Linked DNA regions of Homo sapiens: region 2 is linked to region 1. A link is a contact called in ENCODE Hi-C or POLR2A ChIA-PET data. All regions are on one chromosome and are shown on one strand. Each heading gives the region's core, a stretch centred on a gene start or an enhancer-like site at or near the end of the contact. The rest is flanking DNA. Distances are from core to core; before and after follow the strand shown. Region 1 overlaps HERC2 (HECT and RLD domain containing E3 ubiquitin protein ligase 2). Region 2 overlaps HERC2 (HECT and RLD domain containing E3 ubiquitin protein ligase 2).

Region 1 (6,168 bases), core at 1,115-3,614:
GGAAAAGTATGGAGATTCCTCAAAGAACTAAAAGTAGATCTACCATTTGATCCAGCAATCCCACCACTAGGTACCTACCCAGAAGAAAAGACGTCATTATTTGAAAAAACACTTGCACACACATGTTTATAGCAGCACAATTTGCAATTACACAAATATGGAACCAGCTCCAAAGCCCATCCATCAATGAGTGGATAAAGAAAATGTGGTATATATACACCATGGAATACTACTAGCCATAAAAAGGAATGAAATGATTGCATTTGCCACAACCTGGATGGGACTAGAGACCATTATTCTAAGTAAAGTAACTCAGGAACGGAAAACCAAACCATATGTTCTCATGCGATGAGGATGCAACGGCATAAGAATGACACAATGGACTTTGGAGACTCGGGGGAAAGGGTAGGAGAGGAGTGAGGGATAAAAGACTACACATTGGGTACTGTGTACACTACTTGGGTGATGGGAGCACCCACCTCTCAGACATCACCTCTAAAGAGCTTATTCATGTAACCAAACACCACCTGTTCGCCAAAAACTTGTTGAAATAAAAATAAATTTAAAAAATAACATAAAAAAAGAACATGCCGTTTCTGTTCATATCCTAAACATAAGATTCACCATTCGCAAGAATCATCACACTTTTCAGTGCACCGTGTGGGACCTCAACCAAGAAATACCACCGGAAAATATTCTCAGGCAAGGTCCCTGGTGACCAGGATGGAAACAAGGCTCATGTTCTCTGGAGACACCATCAGGATTGTCAAATCCAGAGAGACTCCTCGGGTGTCTGGAAAGTGTGACGCCTGCGTGGTCAAGGGCAGTGTACTTGTCTCCTGCCCCTGCCTGCTCTCCACACGTTGGTCCTAAAGCCACGAGGCGGGTGTCGCACACACAAGGTGAGGAGGGTGTCTCTGCAGACGCAGCTGGGCATAGGGAATGAGTCTGTGAGAGTGAGGAGGGCTTCCACCCAGGTGCTAGCTCCGAGGGGAGTCAGCCAAGACCCCCACATGCAAGGGGAGGAGCCACACAGGGGAGGATGAGATGCTGGTTATGCACGGGGGGAGTGGCCAAATCGCCAGAAAAGAAAGGATCTGCAAGGTTGCCATGAGAAAACTGGAATGAACCCTGTGGATCCAAACTGGACCTGGGGATACTGGTGTGAACTCACAGTTTTCAACAGACATCAAACATAAACCAGGGTATTGTTTACATTACTATTCCCTGGCTTTGTCCACTGAGGAGGTCTGGGGAGCGGTGACGCCTCAATAGCAATGAGCACACCCATCATCCAGACCTTGTCTTCTCAAGGCCATTCTCCTCCACAGATGCCAGGGCTCCTTGGAGAAATGGCCAGGTCGAGGCGTGGGGCATGGCGGGAACAAGTGGAGGCTAATCATCTTCTTCTGCCAGAGCAAGGAAGTACTCCCAGACAACGGGGACACACAAAAAGGGGGCAGAGCCAGCCAAATAGAGCACAACTAGAGCATCAAAATAAATAGACTATATACCCCAATGAATACATTAGGATCCATGATTCCCACTCAGATAAAACAAATACATGAATTGATTCAAAGCTGCATGAGAAAGGAATATTTAAATAGATTCAGGATGTCCCTACTAAATACTTGTTAATTATAAAGAATGTTCGCAGTGAAAAGCATGGCAGACAATGTAACCAAGCAACTGTAGTGAGCATCATCAGCAAGCAGACAAACTGCATGTCACCTGCAAGGATGAACTGTGACGATCAAAGACACACAACCCGAATCTACGCAGAAACATCGCAAAAAATCCAAACAGAAGAATGTGCTACAAAATAACTGGTGTCAAGTTGCAAGAAGCCCAGGAAGACGAGGAAGTGAAACGATGATGCCAGGCACTGAGAGAGTGTCACAGGACAGAGGGTACAGCTTGCCAGCTGACTGGCAGGCAATGTGCTGCAAATGGGCATGGGCGTCAGGCGGGGTGGGGGAGTGTGAACTGGCTGGCAGGACGAGCCTCCCTGTTTGTGGGAAACACACTGAAAAGCTCAGGACGCGGCAGCAGGACAGCAACTCACTCTCATGTGGACTGGGATAAGCAAGTTCTAGGTAATGTACTTCCAACTGGTTTGCTTCCAACTGTGATTTGTCTCAAAATTTAAAAGAATTAAATAAGTCAAATAAAAAGTTCTGGATCAAGAACTACAATGTCCTTCCACTACAGGCCACAGAAGTTGCTCATTCATCCATGAGCCTCTTCCCTCAATGAAATGATTAAAGGGTGCATGCTTATATAATTCACCAAAGGCTTTAACGAGGAGCACAGTTTGTGCGAAGGCCATGTTAATGAAAGATGGCGCCCACGTTTTTCACTGCTGCCATAACACATCCCCACAGCCCGGCTGGCTTAAACAACACACACTTAGGATCCTTTCGCTCTGCAGGTGAGAAGCCCCGCATGGGTCTGTCTCCCTTCCCAGAGGCCCCAGGGGAGAGTTTCCTTGCTCATTCAGACACAGCTCAGTTCTCTGTGGGACTGAGGTCCAGGTTCCTTGCTGGCTGAGCTATTCCCAGCTTCCAGGGGCCACCCCATTCCCCAGCCCTGTTCCTCCACGAAAGCCAGCAACAGAGGGTAGAGAGCTCTCAGACTTTGAAAATCTTTCTACTACCTCTTCAGTCACATCTCTGACTGACTCTTCTGCCTCCTTTTCTGATCAAAGGGTCTGTGTGATTACACTGGGCCCACTAAATAATCCAGAATAATCTCCATATCATCAAGTCAGCTGACTCACAAACTTCATTTGACCTGAAAAGTCCCTTTTGCCATTGTGTTGGGGTTCCCCGGACCGCCCCACGCTCCTGATTCTCCAGCATGACTTACAAGACTCAGCATACACTCCTCCTCACAGTTACAGTGTATTATGGCAAGAGGACACAGAGTAAGACCAGCACAGGGATGGGGACCTGTGGCAAAGCAGTGGGGGAACCAGGAGCAAGCTTCCAGAGTCCTCTCCCACAGGAGCCACACAGGACGAGCTTAACTGCCCCGGCACTGAGCTGTGTCAGGTGCTGTCTGCCGGGAAGCTGGGTAGAGACTCCAGGCCCAGGGTTTCCATCAGGGCTGATCACACAGGCACCCCCTGCCTGGCGCGTACCAAGTTCCAGACCAAGGAAAGCAGATTTCAGCACAGAACATGTCGCTTGTACAGACAGTTCAGGCACAGTGAACCACACCTACCACCTAGGGAACAGGGGATCCCTCCCGAAACCCAGGTTCCCAGACACCAGCAGAGGGCCAAGCCTGCAGCAGGTCTGTCTAAGGACACGTCTCAGGCTGGCTGCTAGCTCTGTTCTGCACAGCCCAGTAATAAGTAATAAATAGAACTCATTCACAGGTTTAACAGCAGGGGCTGAAGATGACAGGGCCAAAGCCCTGCTGACTGCAGATAGATTCTCAGGACACAGTATAAGCCTCTGCCTCCTTTTTTTTTTTTTTTTTGAGACAGTCTTGCTCTGTCACCAGGCTGGAGTGCAATGGCACGATCTTGGCTCACTGCAACCTCCACCTCCCGGGTTCAAGTGATTCTCCTGCCTCAGCCTCTTGAGTAGCTGAGATGCAGGCGCGCGCCACCATGCCCAGCTAATTTTTGTATTTTTAGTAGAGATGATGTTTACCGTGTAGGCCAGGCTGGTCTCGATCTCTTGACCTCGTGATCCGCCTGCCTCAGCCTCCCAAAGTGCTGGGGCAACAGGAGTGAGCCACCACACCTGGCCTGTGCCCCCTTTTAAGGCTGCGCATGTCCTTCATGCTCAACCCTCTTAGATTCACAGGCCTCAGTCCTGCGGCACTGAGCCCCTACCTACCATCCTCTGTGCAGCACACACAGTGCAGGGAGCCAGTGGCGATGGCGATGACTTTCTTCCCCTGCAACCCTTGGACCTGCCGAGGCCTTCGAACATGGTCATCTGATCCATGGCCCAACCTGTGATAATCGCCTTTGCCCCTGCACACAAAGGAAGCATGGAAATTATGGGGCAAGGTGATCTCACTGACCACCCTGACCAGCCTCCTGGGCAGCCTCTGCTGTTCAGGACACAACCATAGCCTGCTGCAGAAGCTACATTCCCATCCATGAAAAGGTGGTGCACATACCCCAATAAAAATCTGGTTTTAGTGGGTTTAAACAAACAGAATCTTGCGTACCAGGTATAAACAGCTCCAGATTTGGTAAGGGCAACAGAAAACTGGGATCCGCATTCCACTTTAACTACTCCAAGACCAGTAAGAGAATCAATCTAGAGGGGGAAAAGGTTCAATTAGACAGACAGCAACAAGGCTCCTGCTGACTGCTATAACCACACTGAGATTTAACTAAATCTAGTAAGAATTCTGAAAACTTGTACCCATGATGAATAATTAGTGCAACATAAAATCATATTCCACTTAATCTCAGCACTCTCAGGAGGCAGGCGGGACCGTGACTGACAGCACACCCGTTGGCACACTGTGGCCCGGTGGGACCCAGCACAGGGCACCAGAAATGGGAGCTTTGCAGGTGAGGCCTGCAAGCCTCTCCCCAGAATGGCCTCCCGCAACCATGCTTCTCTGTGCAGGAGCACCAAACTCCAGCAATCCCTGTGTCTCTCCTCACCTGCCCCAGCCCTCTCAGAGCAGAGGCCCGCGGGGGAGGAGCAGCAGGCAAGGGGAGGGATGGCCAAAAGCACTGGGCCCCACCCACCCTCCACACTGCACACCTGCCAGCCAACTTTCCCTATCCCACAAGCTGCTCCTCATGACCTCTGTGATTGCTCTCATATGTAAGTTCTTATATTTAATTCTGAACTCAAATTAATTAAAACTGACTTCATTCTCTAAATGAGACAATGTGGTAGGGCTCTAGTGTCTGGCCCTACCACAATGGCATCGGGACGTCCTGCTCCAGCCCCTCTGATGCCCAGCATCCTCAGCCTTGGAAGTGCAAACCCCAGGCTCTTTCCCACAAGGAGGGGCCTCTGACACATGCCACTGATGAGGGTCTGCTCCAGAAGCACCTGTGCCACACCTGCAACCCCACAGCCCCACGAGAGAGGAGGCCAGGCAGAGACAGGTTCGCAGCAACAGGCTCCCAAGTACCCAGCAGAGCACCTGGGCTACACGGCAGTGTGGTGTGCATGCACTGAGGTCACTGAGAAGCATGTGCAGGACCTGAACCACGTACCAGCCACCCATTCACAAGAGCAAAAGACATTCTGGCAAAGATAAGAAATCGCCTGCAGCCACCGGGCTTGAGTGGAGCAGAGCCGCCGACCCCACCAGGACTGCAGGACTCAGGCGCTGTGCAGGCCTTGCTCTCGCTCCTCACAGGACACCCACCTGAGATGGCCCCGGCTAACCCAGATGCAGTCCCTTTAGCAAGCACTGGCACCCCCAAGCGCGTGCCGTGGCAACTCCACACCACTGTAAACTGAGAGAGTGTGAGCCATGTGATATCCTTCTCTGAGACAGGCCTACATGCTATAAACCAGGAGGCTCCACGGTGCCCGGATGATCCCATCCACTTCTCAAGAGAACGCACACAGCACATAGAACACCTTACTCCCTCTAGGCCCTCCACACACTTTCTAGCCAATTACCCATTATATTTACTGGAACGAAGGTAAAGAGGAGGTTAAAGTGCTCCTAAGGAGCACACACGGGGGACAGTAATGGTGGCTCTGAGGCTGTGTTTTCCCAGAGGGGCCCTGGGGGCCCGACTGCGGTGAGCTGGGAGAGCACTGGGCAGGGAAAGAATGGGAAATACCTTCATAGGCACTTTACAGCCATCGCTGCCTCCCCGGCCGAGCTTGCCGTAGTCCCCGTCCCCCCAGGACCAGACAGTGTCGTCATCTGTGAGGCAGAGGGTCTGGGCATCTCCACTGCCACAGGCGATGTCAACCACACGGTGGCCCTGCAGCGCCTCCACCTTCAGAGAAAAGGGACTTGGGTTGGCCAAGCACAACACAAGAAGGCTTGCCACAGGACTGGCTTCACAACACTGCCATTCTTTTTTTATGGGGGTACCTGTTTTAAGCCTTTACAAAGAGGTGATTTCTAAAATCCTATAAGACAAAAGAGAAAGCACCTTCATCTATTTGAACTACATGCATCTAAACCGCAGGAGGAGGTATCAGCGTCTTTGAT
Region 2 (6,168 bases), core at 2,503-5,002, 160 kb after region 1:
AATATTAAGAAGCTAATATTAGAAGCTAATATTAACATTTTAAGAAGCTAATATTAGGTACTGTACCTAAAGACAGTACAAAGTACAGAACAATATATATACAGAGACACAAAAATATACAGCGAATTATTAGCAAGTAGAATTAAACAATATATAAAAAGAATTCCACATCATTGCCAAGTAGTTTCATTCCAGGAATGTAAAGTGGGTTCAACAGTCAAAAATCAATGTAACCCACCCTATTAATAGGCTAAAGAACAAAAATCACATAATTACATATCAATTGATTTAGAAAAAGCAAATGACAAAATTCAATACTCATGAATGATAAAAATTCTCAGAAAATAGCAACAAACGGGAACTTCATCATCTTGATAAACAGCATTTACAACACCTTAAGCTAAAACCTATGCCAAAAACAATGTCAGAAAGGGTCCTCCCAGACCTATTTACACGGCAGAGAGAATCATTAAGAATGATTTAGATAGTTACTAAGAGTTTACTCCCCTAAAAGATTACAACACCCAATGGCCAGCAAGCCCTTTTCATTAGACAAAAAGAAAAGCTGTGATCTGTCAACACTCTCAGAAGGTTCACTGTGAAATGTGCACTTCTGAACTCCTGCTGAGGGCCTACACGCTGCAATGTTGAGAAGCAAGTGTCCAGAGGTCTCCTTGGAAACATTGCAAAAAAAATGTGAGGGACTGATGGATGAATAGAGGGACAAAAAAGTGGAGAGAGCGGTGATAAAGCACGTGGGATAATGCCAGCGGCACAGTCTCAGGTGGTGAATATGTGCGTGCGCGCTGTAAAATTCTTTCAACTTTTCTGTATAATTTTTTTCATAATAAAACGTTGGAAAAAAATAAACCTGTGAAAAAGGAAGCTTTAGTCAAACATATCTAAGCAAAAGAAAAAACAAATTCTAAATTCCTATGGCTCAAATTAATGTGTTTTTCTTTTTAGGCTGAGATGGAAGAGCAAAAAAACAGAAAAAGAAATGAAAGGAATAGGAGCTATTCTAATAGCTACAAATTCCACCTGCAGTTTGATTAAAGATGGAGTGGCTCAAGAATATGCTTTGAATCCAAGCCCCTTCAAGGCTGCCAGGTAGAGAGTCGGTTCTGCGAAAGCTCTGTACCTGTGAGCAAGCAGAGCTTCCAAGTAAACCCTCTTCATTAAAGCCACCCTGAGTCAATAAGCTGGGCTTTAATCTGAGCAAGAAAGGTGTATTTCGGGTCTAGTTACCTACCCATAACTGTAGGTACTTTGATACCTAGGTGAGGGGAAACAAGGAGAAAGGCAAAACAACAGATTTTTAAAATCACAACAAATCTTTATCAAACATTTGTGCCAGGCACTGACTTAGGAGCTTCAAATGCATTACTTCATGTCAGTTGCACAGCAACTCTCTAAGTACTTTCACTTATTTTATATATAATTTTAATTATTTACATTATATTATACTTATTCCTCTTTTTTTTTTTTTTTTTTTGGTTTGAGATGGAGTCTCACCCTGTCACCCAGGCTAGAGTGGTGGTGCAATCTTGGCTTACTGCAAGCTCCGCCTCCTGGGTTCACGCCATTCTCCTGCCTGAGCTTCCCGAGTAGCTGGGACTACAGGTGCCCACCACCACGCCCAGCTAATTTTTTTGTATCTTTAGTAGAGACGCTGTTTCACCGTGTTAGCCAGCATGGTCTCGATCTCCTGACATCATGATCCACCCACCTCAGCCTCCCAAAGTGCTGGGATTAGGCGTGAGCCACTGCTCCCAGCCACTTATTCCTACTTTATACATGAGAGGCCCAAGGTGAGACAAAGTGATTTGTGTAGAGTCAGAGATAAAGCCAAAATTGATACCCAGACAGACTGAAAAACTTCTCTGTCAGAAGATCTAGAAACGGTAAAGGGAGATCTTCAAACTGAAGGAAAACGATAACACAAGGCAGCTGGGACAGAAACAAAACCTTAAGGGCCCATAATGGTAAAATGTAAGTTAACATAAAAAACTTTTTTCTGGCCAGCCATGGTGGCTCTTTGGGAGGCCGAGGTGGGTGGATCACCTGAGGTCAGGAGTTCGAAACCAGCCTGACCAACATGACGAAACCATGTCTCTACTCAAAAATACAAAATTAGCCAGGTGTGGTGGCGTATGCCTGTAATCCCAGCTACTCGGGAGGCTGAGCCAGAATCGTTTGAACCCAGGAGGGAGGCAGAGGCTGCAGTGAGCCAAGATCATGCCATTGCACTCCATCCTGGCAGCCTGGGCAACAAGACCAAAACTCCGACTCAAAAAAAAAAAAAAAAAGAGGCCAGGTGTGGTGGCTCACACCTATAATCCTATAATCCCAGCACTTAAGGGTGGCTGAGGCACGTGGATCACCTAAGGTCAGGAGTTCAAGGCGAGCCTGGCAAACACAGTGAAACCCTGTCTCTACTAAAAATACAAAAACATTAGCCAGGCACGGTGGTGCCTGCCTGTAATCCCAGCTACTAGGGAGGCTGAGGCAGGAGACTCGCTTGAACCCACGTGGGGGAGGTTGCAGTGAGCTGAGATTGTGCCATTACACTCCAGTCTGGGCAACAACAGCAAAACTCCATCTCAAAAAAAAAAAAAAAAGACTTTTTTTTCTCTTTTCAAATTTGAGGGGAAAAAATGTAATTGCCTATTTAAAGCAAAAACAAAAACATCATATTGTGGGGTTTATACCATGTTTCACTTGGACATGACACAGCAACACTGCCAACCAAGAACATGTCAGAAGCAGGAAGCTACAGTCAGAGCACTGCCCCGCAGCTCAGGCAGTGTAATACCATTTGAGAGTGGACAGTGACAAGTGAAAGATGTAACTGAAAACGCCAGAGATGATAGATTTAAACCCAAGTAGTCTAAAGATTCCAAATAAAAAACAGAGGTTGCCAGGGTGAATAAAGAAGCAAGACCTAATTATATGATACCTGAAAGAAATGCACTTTACACATACACAAAGGTTGAAAGTGAAAAAAGCTAAACTTGGCAAACACACCACGCAAACACCAAATCAGAAGAAAGGAGAGTAGTCAGACCAAGGTGACTTCACAACAAAGAATGTCACTGGAGATAAAGGGGGTCAAATTTACAAATATGATGTAAAAATCCTAAAAGTGCATGCACCTTATAACATTCTCAAATACATGAAGCAAAACCTGCAGAGCTGAGAGAAAATAATCCATAATTAGCATGAGAGATTTCAATCCTCCTCAGAAGAAAGAGGAACTAAGCAGTGAAACTGCTCTTCATGCCTCCCCAGCACGATGGAGATACTCCTGGGAAATAAAGCCAGTCGCTGGAGCTGATCTCCCCAGAACGCTGAGACTGGCTTCTCTATAAATAAATGACTGGTATTCGCTAAGAGAAGTGTCCTTATCTATGAAATGTTTTTAGCAAGATGTGGTTAGTTTAGGATTGTGTTTGGTAAACATACCTAAAATCCATGGACTTACGGGACATGGCTCCCTGGAAAACGTTCCCTAAGGTGTATAAACTATCTGACTACAAAAGGGAAACACTGCACATCCTTAATGCTCCTTGTGCAGTGAGAGGACGACACACCTCAGTGAGAGGATGACACGCCGCAGTGAAAGGACGACACATCTGAGAGGAAGACACACCTCAGTGAGAGGACTACACACCTCAGTGAGAGGATTACACACCTAAGTGAGAGGACCACACACCTCAGTGAGAGGACAACACACCTCAGTGAGAGGTCTCATCTCTCAGGCGGGGTTCAAAGAGGACGGACCTGCAGGAGTTGCACAGACTCTCCCACATCTCTCCCCACTTTGCCTGAGCACACAAGTGAGGATATAACTTGTATCTTTAAAGTTACTAAATAATCAGGTACGGGTAAGATCTCTGAGATTCATGTCAAACTAATGCAGTAAGCCAACCTTGTGTGTTAGTTCAACTCCTCTCCTAACAGTGAATAGAACAAGTAGGCAGAAAATTATTTCAAGTCAAGGATACCTGAACACTATCAACTTGATCTCATTAAGCTTTACAGAGCAGCAAAACACACTTTTTTTTTTTGAGATGTAGTCTCGCTTTGTCACCCAGACTAAAGTGCAGGGGTGCAATCAAGATTACAGGCACCCACCACCACACCCAGCTAATTTTTGTATGTTTCATAGAGACAGGGTTTCACCATGTTGGCCAGGCTGGTCTCAAACTCCTGACCTCAAGTAATCCACCCACCTCAGCCTCCCAAAGTGTTGGGATTACAGGCATGAGCCACCACACACAGCTACATTCTTATTATGTGTGCATGAAACATTCCACAGAATACACCATATTCTGGGGCTTCAGACAAGCCTCAACATTGAAATCACAGAATATGTTCTCTGACTACAACTAATTTAGAAATTAACAGGAGATATTTGAAAATCCCCAAATACTTGGAAATGAAATAACAATTTCCAAATAATAAGCGGGTAAAAGAAGAAATTAAAAGGGAAATTAGAAAATATTTTCAACTGAATGAAGATGAAAATGAATAAACATTTCCAAATTTGTGAAATGTGGCTAAACAATGCTTAGAGGGAAATTTATATTATAGTTTTGAACACTTGTTAGAAAAGACAAAAAATCTAAAGTCAATGATCTAAGCCTTTGCCTTAAGAAACTAGGAAAGACAGAAGAGCAAATGGAACCCAAAGCCAGCAGAAAAAAGGAAATAATAAAGAGTAAAGCAGAAATCAATGAAAAAGAAAACAAAATCAATAAAACCAACAACTGGTTCTTTGAAAAAACTCAAATTGATAACTTCTGGGAAGACTGATCCAAACGGAAAGAGAGAAAATACAAGGCACATTTCAGCACATTTCTGGATAACAGGTAGTACATGCTGGTACTTACTACATGCAAGATAATAGCATACGCACTTTGTCTGGCCTACTGTGCTGATCCTATAATAACCTACGAGGTAGGTACTACTATTAACCCCAAATACGAATTTTTTTTTAAGAAACAGAGACCCTGTCACCCAGGCTGGAGTGTAGAGGCACAATCATAGATCACTGCAGCCGCAAACTGCTGGCCTCAAGCAATTCTCTCACCTCAGCATCCCAAAGTGCTGGGATTACAGGCGTGAGATACCATGGCAGGCGTCACAAATTATTTTTATATATGTACATTTACATATGTATGTCCATGCAAGGAAAAAAAACCCTGAATATCCACACCGAAGGGATAATAGTGGCTAACTCTTAGAGGAAAGCTGAAACTGGGGTGGGCAGTCAGGTGAAATTTCTGCTTTTATAATCTATACATTTTTATAAGAAATATTCTATGTATATTTTTAATTGGAATGAAAATGCATTAGACATTTAAAAAATTGAATTACACAAAAAAAAGTAAGCAAAGAATAAATGTATGGGTTTTACTGGGCTGGATAAAGGGAAGAGATTATGAAAGTCCATCCATGATAAAGAACTCCTATAACCCAAAACAAAAACCTCAATTAAAAAATGGAATTAGCCGGGTGTGGTGGTGCACGCCTGTAGTCCCAGCTACTCGGAAGGCTGAGGCAGGAGAATGGCATGAACCCGGGAAGCGGAGGTTGCAGTGAGCCAAGATCACGCCACTGTACTCCAGCCTGGGCGACAGAACAAGACTCCGTCTCAAAGGAAAAAAAAAAAAAAAAAAAAAAAAAAGAGGCAAAAGGGCCAGGTGCAGTGGCTCATGCCTGTAATACTAGCACTTTAGGAGGCCAAGGTGGGTGGATCACCTGAGGTCAGGAGTTCAAGACCAGCCTGGCTAACATAGTGAAACTTCGTCTCTACTAAAAATACAAAAAATTAGCCAGGCATGGTGGCGGACACCTGTAATCCCAGCTACTCGGGAGGATGAGGCAGGAGAATCACTTGAACCTGGGAGGTGGAGATTGCAATGAGCCAAGATTGCACCACTGCACTCCAGCCTGGGCAACAAGAGCCAAACTCCATCTCCAAAAAAAAAAAAAAAAAAAAAAACCAGGCAAAGTATTTGAATAGACATTTCTCCAGTGAATGTATACAAATGGTCAATAAGCATGTAAAAAGATGCTCAGCATGACTACTCAACAGGGAAATGCAAATCAAAACAATGAGATGCTGTACCTACTCACACAAATTAGGATGGCTATCATCAG

The links. A loop is a pair of places that touch in the nucleus more often than their neighbours do. ChIA-PET counts read pairs that join two places held with the same protein, here RNA polymerase II (POLR2A). Pooled maps may share reads with other maps.
Region 2: a pooled map shows a loop between it and region 1 (2.7-fold over the local background). The contact joins two enhancer-like sites. A Hi-C loop is called at or near these places in 2 of 50 pooled maps. POLR2A ChIA-PET finds 5 or more read pairs at or near these places in 3 of 52 experiments (H1, OCI-LY7 and activated CD8-positive, alpha-beta memory T cell).

Annotation. Positions count from the first base shown.
Region 1 is chr15:28,126,312-28,132,479 of GRCh38, forward strand. HERC2 (HECT and RLD domain containing E3 ubiquitin protein ligase 2) reads right to left here. Exons shown (of 93, transcript NM_004667.6): 81 at 5,789-5,950; 82 at 4,192-4,283; 83 at 3,852-3,991. Among named protein-coding and RNA genes, the nearest start is that of OCA2, 30 kb to the left of the region's middle. RefSeq lists an enhancer at 6,132-6,168. Within about 2 kb of position 2,365, at least 3 of the 41 ENCODE cell types and tissues checked have a DNase peak (open chromatin) inside an H3K27ac peak, as active enhancers do.
Region 2 is chr15:28,286,244-28,292,411 of GRCh38, forward strand. The region is part of intron 4 of HERC2 (HECT and RLD domain containing E3 ubiquitin protein ligase 2); the gene reads right to left. Among named protein-coding and RNA genes, the nearest start is that of HERC2, 33 kb to the right of the region's middle. RefSeq lists an enhancer at 5,867-6,168. Within about 2 kb of position 3,753, at least 2 of the 41 ENCODE cell types and tissues checked have a DNase peak (open chromatin) inside an H3K27ac peak, as active enhancers do.